2 separate regions of the Mus musculus genome follow, and region 2 is linked to region 1. A link is a contact called in ENCODE Hi-C or POLR2A ChIA-PET data. All regions are on one chromosome and are shown on one strand. Each heading gives the region's core, a stretch centred on a gene start or an enhancer-like site at or near the end of the contact. The rest is flanking DNA. Distances are from core to core; before and after follow the strand shown. Region 1 overlaps Ice1 (interactor of little elongation complex ELL subunit 1). Region 2 holds the start of Ice1 (interactor of little elongation complex ELL subunit 1).

Region 1 (5,597 bases), core at 141-2,640:
CTGCTAAGGCAGTGTTCATTGCTTCCATAGGAAAGTGCTCTTGATGACAATTTGGATACTACTTGATATAAAAGGTAGTCAGGGTCATAGCTTGTAAGGTGTCTCACTAACATGTGCGGCCTGGACTGTGTTGCTGTCATGGGTGTAACCTAAAAGCCGTGTATATTAGTACATGCCTCCTAGCTCCCTGGAGGTGGAAAGGCACTGTCCTCATTTCATACACTAAATGCCAGAGGGAACAGTAAGGAGCCTGCAGTGCCTGTCACCCCTGTTGCTGCGGCCTGAGTGCTGCAGTCTGGAAACCTGCTTAAGGCTGTCAATGCCTCGTTCATGTCTCGTTGAGTCCTGACTCTGAAAAGAGCCATATGTATGCTTTTCTTGATTCTTCGGTATCAGGGAAGAAATTCTTCTAAATTCTCAATTAGAACTAACATGTAGACACATGGATTTCTCTGGCCTTTGCTTCCTATTTGAGGAGGGGAACCTTCCAGAGCTGCCCTTGGCAGAAAATGAAAATCTAAAATTTTTAAACACTGACAAAATACCAGAGCTATAAAATTCCTATCATGAATCTGCTAAATAGCATGAACGTATTAGTTTGTTATATTGGATTACCTTTGCTATGCATGTAAGGCATATATGGGTCATAAATGAATGTCATGGTTAGAGATTAATCCAATCTGTGATATGTGGATATGCATTTGCATGAGGGACACAGCCTGAAATTCTAATTTGCCTTGTTTATCCCTGCCTTGCTCATAGAAGATGGAGATACATGGCTAATAATGAACTTTAGCTCCTGAAACATTTAGAATTCAGTGAATTACATTAACTAAGTTATAAATTAATAAATTAGATTTTAAAAAGTAAACTTTTGCCAACATAATGATAATGGCACTCTGGTTAAACTACATCTGTCATAATGGCCTGGAGCCATGCTGGTCTGGAGTCACACTGGCCTAGAGCCACACTGGTCTAGAGTCAAACTGGCCTAGAGCCACACTGGTCTAGAGCCACAGTGGCCTAGAATCACACTGCCCAGGAGCCATGCTGGTCTGGAGTTATACTGGGTTTAGAGTCATGCTGCCCTGGGGCCACACTGGCTTAGAAACGCTAAGCCACACTGGTCTAGAGAAATGCTAAGCTAGAATCACACTGGCCTCTAGCCATCCTGGCCTAGAGCCACACTTGCCTAGATCTACACTGGCCTGGAGTCACACTGGCCTGGAGTTACACTGGTCTGGAGCCAAACTGACCTGGAATTAAACTGATCTGGAGTCACGCTGATCTACAGCCACACTGGTCTCGAGTCACGCTGATCTACAGCCACACTGGTCTCGAGTCTCACTGGCCTAGTGCCACACTGGCCTAGAGTCAAACTGATCTGGAGCCAAACTAACCTGCAGTTATACTGATTTGGAGCTATATTAGCCTGAAGTCACACTGGCCTAGAGTCACTGGCCTAGATCCATGCCGGCCTAGAGTCACACTAACCCAAAGCCACACTGATCTTGAGTCACACTGGCGTGGAGCCACACTGGCCTAGGCTCAAATTGGCCTGGAGTCACACTGGCTGAAGTTATTCTTGTCTGGAGTCACACTGGCTCAGAATCATAGTCTCATCTGGTGTCAGTTGACACAAGGGTAGGCTTTTGTATAAATGGACTACTTAGTAAAAATAGACTAAAGTTATTATGATTTTCATGTCTGTGCTGGAGGCTGAGCGTTTTGTGTTAGTTGGTGTTGTTAGAGGTTCCTCGTGTTTTTCCAGCTTCATGGGGTTAGAGGAGTAACCCCATGTAACTGGTAACAGCCAGTGCCCAGAGGGACAGGGAGCTCTTAGTTTTCATTTGTAGACAGGTCTTGAATGAACATTTTTGTTGTGAGACATTTTTCTTTGTAATGTGACTTTCTCATTAGTGGCCGCAAATAGTCCATGTCTGAGTAGTTTTCTTTAGGTCATACGCGGAGATGCTACCAGATGCTTTCTTTGTCGATGTATTATAACTGATTTGAAAATCCTTTTCAGATATCCCATGGGGTGTACAGCTTGCAGCTGTGTATGCCCTTTGTGACTTGAGTCCTAGCAATCCAGCAGAGATATCCAAGATTCTAGAAGCTTGGCGAACACAAACTTCCAACGCTATTCCATCCGCCATTGTCCACTGTTTGGAAGAGGTTGGCTCTCTGAGTGCTGATGGCTCGGCTGGCTGTACAAGCAAAGGAGACTCTGCACCCTGAGAGCTGGCTGTCAGCTCCCTGAGACAGGAGGCTTACCGGAAGGTCACGATCACTGCAGAGAGAAGGGCTTTAGCCAGCTCTACTGTAAAGCTCTTGCCTTCTTTCAGCAGAGAACGGCATGATGCAGATGACAGGAGCGCGCCTCGTGGTCTGATGAGGACAGAGGCAGGCAGCTGCATTTCCCCCTATACCACATGCATTTCAGTTATGACTGTATGGTCACAGACATATAGATTGTATTATTGTATCTTGGTCAAACAACAAAAACTTGAACTTAGCCCTTTTTATTTCTTTGGCTGCAAAAGTGTCCTTTTTAGTGGCTTTTAAAGGTTGAGTGGCATTTTTTATAATGATCTTAAACATACAAAAACATGGTTTGGTACCTGAGTCATTTTTAGAGTTTATGCTCAAGTAAATGGCTAGGCAAAAGCAAATTGTCTTTTAAAACAAGAACTAAGCAAGTCTCTCACTGTTGTAGCTGGAAATGGCTCCAGAGGTTTAACCACAGCATAGTGCGCAGCTACCGTAGTACCATAGTAGGACAAACTTGGTGGAAGTGTATGTGAGTGTGTTTCTTCCCATTTGTAAATGTCCTGAACCATAAATTACTATCAGGATTAACTGACAGAGCAAGACTCCCATTTGGCTGTGTAGAGATGGCCAGTCTGAGGGAGCATCAGAGCCCTGTGGGCTGTGTGCATAGGGACAGCTCTGTGGGGTGTGTGCATACAGACAGTGCTATCTATGATGTGTCTCACATTGGATGATATTCCACTTTCGGAATTTTTTTATTTGTATATAGAAATGGGTTTAATAACTCACTGTGATTCTGATTTGTCTTATATTCATCATTTCTTAAAACTCTTGTATGTGTTTTTATAATAAAAAATAAAAGCAAGCCATACACACTGTTGTGATTGTTTTATGTGGTGCTTGATGTCCCATCTGTAGTGCGGATGAAGATGTGTCCCAGACTGTGGAGTGTCAAATGGTTCTGTGTAGACTTCGCTATTCAGTTATAATTGCTGTCTATAAAGTCACACCTGACAATGGTTCTGGTGACTTGCATCTGTGTCTTAAGTAGCTTTCACAAACATGAGTGAGTGGGTTGCCCCTTTGGAAGTTCTTCTTTAGTGCCTCCTTCTGCCTATGCTCTGAGCTAGTGCTCAACGAGCCTGTTAAGAGAGAGCCATATTCTCAATGGGTAAGTCTCTTAAGTCATCACCCACTGGACCTGGCAGTGATGGGTCTGTAATCACAGAGAAGGGGCACAGACGTCAGCATGAGATCTAGGTCCTCTGAGGAGGTAAAGTTGGAAGGACCCAGAAGAGCATCTAACAAGAAGAGGGAGTAGTCGCATTCCTCCTGGAAAGTGAAGGTAGTCCTGCTGAGGGTGAGAAGGTGTGGGGCCCAAATGCAAGTGACTGTCCATGGGATCCTCTTCCACAGCAGCCTGCAGGGCACTTAAGGCTGGGCTGCAGGTCTCACTGTTTAGCCCTAGCCTCCAGAGGTGTGGGGCTGCTGAAGGGTAAAGGATGCTCTGGGCACGCCCAGAAAGGCAGATTGACATAGGTCCTCAACAGGTACAGGAGGAAGAGGGGGTGCAAGATATTCAACTGTTGGTGGCCTTGAGCTCCCCCCCCCCCCCCCCAATAAGCAAAATTAGAGATCAGGGCAGAGATTTGGGGATCAGTAGCTGATGGAAGCAAGCGCTGACTTGCTCATTCGTATTCATATCCTCCGATTTTTCCTTCCTCACTCTTTCCCTCCTCTTCCTTCCCCTCCCATCTGTCTCCTCATCTAGAGAGAGCTTCGCCTCGGCCCTCCTGAATGGAAGGTGGGACAGAGTGGAAGAAAGCACAAGGTCCCCATTGCTAGGTAAAGCATTGAAGCATCTGTTGGTGAGTGGTGGCCTGTCGAGGTGGCAAATAAGTGGGAAGGGAGAGGCCTCGCTTCCTGTGTCTTGAGTGTCCAGGAGTTGGGCATCTAGATGTTTCCACAGACAGTGGCTTCTCCAGTCCAGTAGTACCAGTTCCAGCACAGACTCCATCCATCCATCCATCCATCCATCCATCCATCCATCCATCCATCCACATGGACAGAAGTCACCCATGGTGCTGTATGACTCTCTGCAGGCCAAGTAGCTTTAGGCTGATGAATCCTGGTACCCAGCAGAGTATAGATGGAGGCTTTTATCATCCTGACTGAAAAGTGAAACTGTGTGGAGACAAATGGACTGGACGTACCTGCTGGCCCTCCGAAGACCTCCAGGGTCATGGTGCAATATATCCTTGGAGCTGTCACATCAGTGAAGGTGGTCATTTGTGGTTTTTTCCTCATTATAAAAGATGGGGCTGTGCAGCTCATCAAATGCCACTGTGGAAGGAGGATGGATTTGAATTGTGGCCACCAGAGGGTGCTGCAGACCATCTTGTAAGCAGAGCCAGGTGACTAGGTGGCTGCTCATCAGGAAAGCACTTTCCTACTCCTAAGCTACTAGTTTGGCTTCTTGGGCCCATTATGTCTAAGGTACATGGGGGTCAGGTGGGTGACAAGGTAACAGGTTCAAATAATTTTTAACAGTTCAGTCAAATTCTCTCTGGTGATGGTTAAAAATAATCACAAAATAAAACACTTGAGGGCAAAACCCCAGATGTCCAGGCGTATTACTGGCTGTGGGCAGGTGTGGCACTCTGGCCTGATGGAGCCGTTCAGAGGAAAAGAGCTTCTCACATGTTCTGACATGCTCCTATAGGAAGCAGTTAAAGTGTGACTAGCACTTACGGGTACCTTGCAGCAGAGATGAGACAAAGGCTTTAATGAGGCAGTTCTAGAAGCTGAATTTCTAGAGTAAGGAAGGAACTAACTTTAAGCCATTTCTGCGCCCTGTCCGACACTTCCTCGTGAATGACTATGAACCCTGGACACCCCTTTCCTGCCTTTCTAAACAAAGTATTAACAGATGCTATTTTTATACCAAGGCATTACCTTCTTAATGTTCTTTGACCACCCCTCCTTTGTCATCAGTGTGTTTACCACTGGTAAGTAATTTCTGCGTGCAGCTGAAGACAAAGTCAAAGGCCAGAGAATTCCATATGGGTGGCATGGGTGCAGCATTTATGAAGGACTCTGCTTCATGGAGGAGGTTAGATCTTCAGCAGGCTCGGCGAGATACACCCCTGGGTTCCTCCTGCTACCAGCCTCTCTACTGTGCCAGCCCCAGCCCTTCCCCAGTTCCTGCTGGGACTCACAGGCCAGCCTACCACTTCTGTAGAGGATGAAGCCCGTGAAGATCTCTGGGTAGGTTCAAGACACACATCCCTGCAGATGAAACTGAACCAGCTGGGTGCTGAAGA
Region 2 (5,232 bases), core at 1,133-3,632, 47 kb before region 1:
GAGAGAGAGAGAGAGAGCACAAGAGCATTCTAGAGAGGAACCAGTGTCCTGGCTCTCAACCCCACTGTAAGACCATTGATCCTTGTATCCACAGGAATCCCATGTTGGAAGAAGGAAATGGCTGAAGCCAAAAGCCAACCAGAACGGAAGCCTGTATCTAGACAAAGATTTTTCTCACCGTTTTGGCAGCTTGTCAGATAGCCTTTCAGCAGAAGCTAGAGCAGACACAATAGTGGGTTTATGATAGGAAGGACCACAGCTACCGTGACTACCCATGCATACTTCCTGCTCTCTACTTAAACCTAAACCCAGGTCAGGATTCTGAAGATGGGCTTTGGATCAGGGCTGAGGTTGGGGAAATCTTTTTTTTTTTAATTACTGGATCTTTCTTCTTCCTAATGTGACCACTTTGGAGATATCTTTTTCTGCTTTTAACTATAAAGTATGCCCTTTAATTGGCCTGTTGAGGTTGGGTGGCCAGACCTAGCTTGTTAGTTGGGGATTGACTCTGACCCAACCAAAACCCATGTTCTTCTTGTAACCTTACACATTCTGTTCGCCAGCCTCTGAGGAAACCTGGACCTTCTACACAGACTGTCAGGTTATGGGCCTGTCTTGCTTGGGTGCAAATAGCAATGACAAGGCATTCAGCTATTTCTGGGTATCTATATGGTCTTTCAACGTCAAAGAAGATAGCTTGAAGACAGAACAGGGTGTGAGGGTTTTGAGTTGCATTTTCCATCCCGAGGCTTAGGACAGATGTGCAGGGTCTGGATGCCCTCTTAATAAATTATAGTGGCTATTCCTGGTTGTCAACTTGACTATATCTGGAATGAACTACAATCCAGAATTGGAAGGCTCACCTGTGATCCTAATCTGGTGGCTGGGAGATACAAGTTTCTGACCTGGATCTTATCGTGGAGATTTTTTTTTTAAGATTTATTTATTATTATATGTAAGTACACTGTAGCTGTCTTCAGACACACCAGAAGAGGGAGTCAGATCTTGTTACGGATGGTTGTGAGCCACCATGTGGTTGCTGGGATTTGAACTCTGGACCTTCGGAAGAGCAGTCAGGTGCTCTTACCCGCTGAGCCATCTGACCAGCCCCTATCGTGGAGATCTTGAGGCATATACTGGCTATGAATCCCAAGAGATTAAGATTGGAAGCTCTCTGAGTTCAAGGTCATCTGGGACAAAGCAAGTCCCAGATCCAGGCATGGTGACACACACCTTTAATTTGGGCCGTATCTTCTGCTAGAGACCTACATAAGGACATTAGATGAAGAAAGATAGGCTCTCTCTTCTTTGCCTGCTTGCCCTGTGGAACTGAGCAACTGCTAGATCGTTGGACTTCCATTCACAGCTGCTGCTGACCATTGTTGGCGAGTTGGACTACAGAGTATAAGTCATCAATAAATTCCCTTACTATATAGAGTCTACCCATAAGTTCTGTGACTCTAGAGAACCCTCACTAATAAATGCAACACTGTTGTTGAGATTGGGACTTTGTAACCAGAAGATGAGGAGCCGCCAGAAACTTCCTAGTAGACAGATACTGATGGCAACAAAGTTTCTGAGGAGAGTGGATACAATGCTAGGATGTCAGCGAGAGTTCAAGCCCTGATTTCAAGTGGCTTTTAAAGCTGAATGAGGATTTCTTCTTTCCACCTCTCCAGCCTAAGGGTGAAGATGACTGGGAAACCGGCTCGAAGGGGTTTGTCTGGTTGGCTGCGTGCAGACACACCCCACACGTTAGTAGCAGAGCATGGAGCCCTAGAGGTTGGCCTCCAGGCGGTGCTCACCCTGCCGCTGCGAGGCACTCCGGGAATTGTAGTTTTTCTTCCGCTCCCTGCCTGTCTACTGGGAGAATAGTGCAGTAGCTCTGCAAGAAGCGTTCGCACTTTCCAAACCCAGGCTCGGGTCCTCCTTCGGTGGTCGGCATGCCAATGACATCGCAAAACCCCCGCCCCTTGGAGGCTGAAGGGATTTAGGCGTCTACACAGGGCCTGTAATGAGGCAGCTGACAGATGCACAGACAGTTCGTGAAGGCAGGCCCTGGCTCTTGTTCATCTCTTCCAAGATGTGTCCTAAGGCTTTGCTTTTTGTACGACCACGCTTCGTTCTGGCTTTTTGATCAGGCGGATCTGCGGGCAGCCCCGACGGGGGGCGGGGCTGGGTGGGGCGGGGACCTCGTGTGCTGTCGTCGCTTTGGGCCCTCGGGGCTGCGCCGCTCTCAAGTGCCCTGGGCTGCTTCGCTGGTCTGAGCCCTAGGCCGGCTCCACGGGGACCTTGGCGCACGCATGGACCTGCCCGCGCCCGGCGGGAAGCGGCCAGGCTGGCGGTGGCTGGGGCGGCGGAGCAGGGCCGAGGCAGCGGGCCCCTGAGCGCGCGCCCTGCAGGCCGGGCCGCAGCACCATGATGCCCGGCGAGACGCACCCGGCGGCGCCCGGGCCAGCCGACCTCGCGCGGTGTCAGGGCTGCGCCTCCCTGCAGCAGGTACGCAGGATCCCTGGCTGACCCTTTTGCGCCGTTTTGGGGGCGGGTGCCGGTGCTTTGTTTAATCACGGACAGAATTGGTTCAGCTGCTGCGATGCCGGCGGCGGACAGAGTGAGCGTGCTCTTCAGGACTCCTCGTCTTCCCGACTCAGGGTTTGCAGGGCCCAGTTTGGTTGGTGGGTGACGCTGTCTACGCGCGGAGGGAATCTTCCTCTCTGTGATGAAGGCCTCCTCGCACTCCTAATTATTTGTTGTTTGAAGGCAAGGGTTTTATGTTGCGTGCCCAGGTCGCTAGACTTCCAAGATTCCGGAACGGAACTGCATTTTAGCTTACACGTATCTATTAATATACTGCCAAGCTTAGCTTTTGTTAAGTAGCATGTTAGTTGTCTGATTAAAATTGTCCAATAAACATACGTGGGTCTAGGTAGTTTGTTACAGTGTCATGTCCTGTTCTTAACAATGGATCGCTGCAGATGGGTTCTAGGTTTTACTGATGCAATAGAAATAGTCCCCAGTGCTCAGGGCTGGAGACTCGCACAGCTTTCTGTCTTAGAGTTCCATTCACCTATTGTCAGTGGCAAAACGGAACTTGCCCTTGCTCCCGTTCAGTTCATCCCCTTTCTACCCAGTGTTCTAAGCACTGTTCATATTCTGGTAAACCACCTGGACACGGATAAGATGAACGTGCGCAAGTACGACTCGACAGGATTTTAGATGTTGGGAAGGAAATAATGGAAGATGTCAGGGGGTTCTGGTGAGGTGGTGTTGAGGCAGTGGGAGTTGTGAATGTTGAAAAGTAGCTCTGGAGATCGGTTTTAACAAGTGGGACGGTTTCTTGATGTTTGATGAGCAAAGCCTGTGGCAGCCTCGGGGTTGGTGAGACGAGATAAGGGATGCAGACTAGCTAGCTATCTGTGGAAGTTTGCTTTTTATTGTAAAGTGCAATGTCTCTGCGCCGATTCGTATGTTCTAGTTGCTTGGAGAATAGGAAATGGTTTGGCACTCTCATAGAGAAGATGGAGAGTCAAGCCATGTTGTAGCTAGGCCACATCGTGTAGGCATCTTATAACCCTCCCCTCCCTTAAAAGATTCTGAATGGAACGCTTCTTTAATGGACCATATTTGTGTTTTGAGCCTATTTACTCAAATTTTTTGATCCCCTGCTAGTTTATAACAATGTACGCAAAGAGAAGAGGAAAGTTACATTAGAAGCAACATATTGGTAACAAACAGGCAAAAGTAGGAGGGGAGAGTGGGTAAGGACCAGGCTTTTGGCTGCTGAGATTTTCTGGTCTTTGGAAAAATCGTATTTGAACAAGGTTATAGGAGAGCGAGTTCGGTTGATTTCTTTGAAGCCCGACATCCTAGTGGATGCCTCAAGGCCTGGGGTAGTTGCTTTCCTGGTGTGCTTGAGAAGACCGGTGAGGCCACAGCAGACTGAAGATTTAGGATTTGCAGAGGTCAGAAGAGCCAGAAGAGCCCTGGTTGTGTGGTTCTCATACACCCACACCGTTGTATGAGCTTGGGCTTCTCTGGATGAGGTGGTGGTGAATCATTGCAGGTATTTGAACAGACAGCTGTGTGACCCATTCTTCTTAGCCCTCTGGAGAGCTGCATTCACACACTGCTCACCAGGAGTCCCTGTCCTGTTGAGTGAGCAGTGCCATTGATTTCTTTAGGTTGCTTAGGCCAGAAACTGGTGGCTATCCTGGTGCCTTCCTTCTTTGACAGCCTGCATCCAGTCCGTTTGCTGGGTCTCTTGTTCCCACCGCCTGTCTTTATTTTGGCCTGGAAGCTGCTGCTTTTGCTTCCCAAGGACACCTTTGTTCCCTCCCTCCAGGTCACACTTTGGGGAGCAGGGAATAAAGGAGAGGTTCCTTTAGCTCTGTATAGGCCTGGTCTGTAAACCTTCTCCCTTAAGAGGCAAGATCATAAATAACTGTGCTTTGGGAAGTTGTTCACACCTGCTCACTTGCCACTGAGGTGTGAAAGCAGCCACAGACAAGAGTAAAAGAGCCCCAGGGCTGTGCTCCCACCAAGAGGAGGGTTGCTTCTGAAAAGGCTTTCCAGGCAGTAGTGTTTCAGAGCTAGCTTGAGCTCTGTATTTAATTTGCAAAGTGAGTCTGGCAAGATGGTAGAACATCCTAGGAGGCTCTGTGCTTATATCCTGTATGTTGAGAGATGGAAGCTTTTCTCTATTAATGTAACCAAAGCAAAGTATGTAGAAAAGCTTAAAAGTCACAGGTGGAAGGCACAAGATGAATCGACGAATGGGAGCTGTGTTTGATAAAAGGCAAATTATCTCACTAAAGTGATCTAGTGAGTATTAAGGGAGGAGTTCGTCAAAGCTCTAGGGGACAGAATGATAGCAGGAAAAGCCCTGGGTGTAAGAAGCAGAGCCGGGTGAAGTGATTGAATGGTTCTCAGGTCCAGGATGTGGAGGATTCCAGGGTTTCAGCCCTTGAGTACCCACATGAAGTGTGGTGGAAGAAGGAAAGGAAGCTGAGGTGGAAAGATTGTTGGAAATCTGGGCTTTAAAACCTTAGACTGGGGTGGTTTAGCTATTTTTCAGATATTTGTGAAATATATTTGGAATGTCCTAATGTACTTCCAAGGGACTGGAAGCCAGTTTTAGGTTTCTGTGGGCTTGGAGTTCATAATAAGAATCTTTTTCTGGTGGAGGGGTTAGGTAGTATTTTCAGTCACTTGAACTCTGACAGCCTTTAGCTT

The links. A loop is a pair of places that touch in the nucleus more often than their neighbours do. ChIA-PET counts read pairs that join two places held with the same protein, here RNA polymerase II (POLR2A).
Region 2: a loop to region 1 is called in a map of gastrocnemius, with 2.3 times the contacts of the local background. The contact joins the promoter of Ice1 here to the enhancer-like site in region 1. A Hi-C loop is called at or near these places in 1 of 37 maps with a recorded cell type or tissue (gastrocnemius). POLR2A ChIA-PET finds 5 or more read pairs at or near these places in 1 of 5 experiments (Patski).

Annotation. Positions count from the first base shown.
Region 1 is chr13:70,586,245-70,591,841 of GRCm38, reverse strand. It overlaps Ice1 (interactor of little elongation complex ELL subunit 1), which reads left to right. Exons shown (of 19, transcript NM_144837.3): 19 at 2,030-3,153. The coding sequence ends at 2,241. Among named protein-coding and RNA genes, the nearest start is that of Gm36267, 15 kb to the right of the region's middle. Within about 2 kb of position 1,390, at least 1 of the 3 ENCODE cell types and tissues checked has a DNase peak (open chromatin) inside an H3K27ac peak, as active enhancers do; it is gastrocnemius, where a contact is called at or near this core.
Region 2 is chr13:70,634,784-70,640,015 of GRCm38, reverse strand. It overlaps Ice1 (interactor of little elongation complex ELL subunit 1), which reads left to right and starts at 2,382. Exons shown (of 19, transcript NM_144837.3): 1 at 2,382-2,499. The coding sequence starts at 2,419.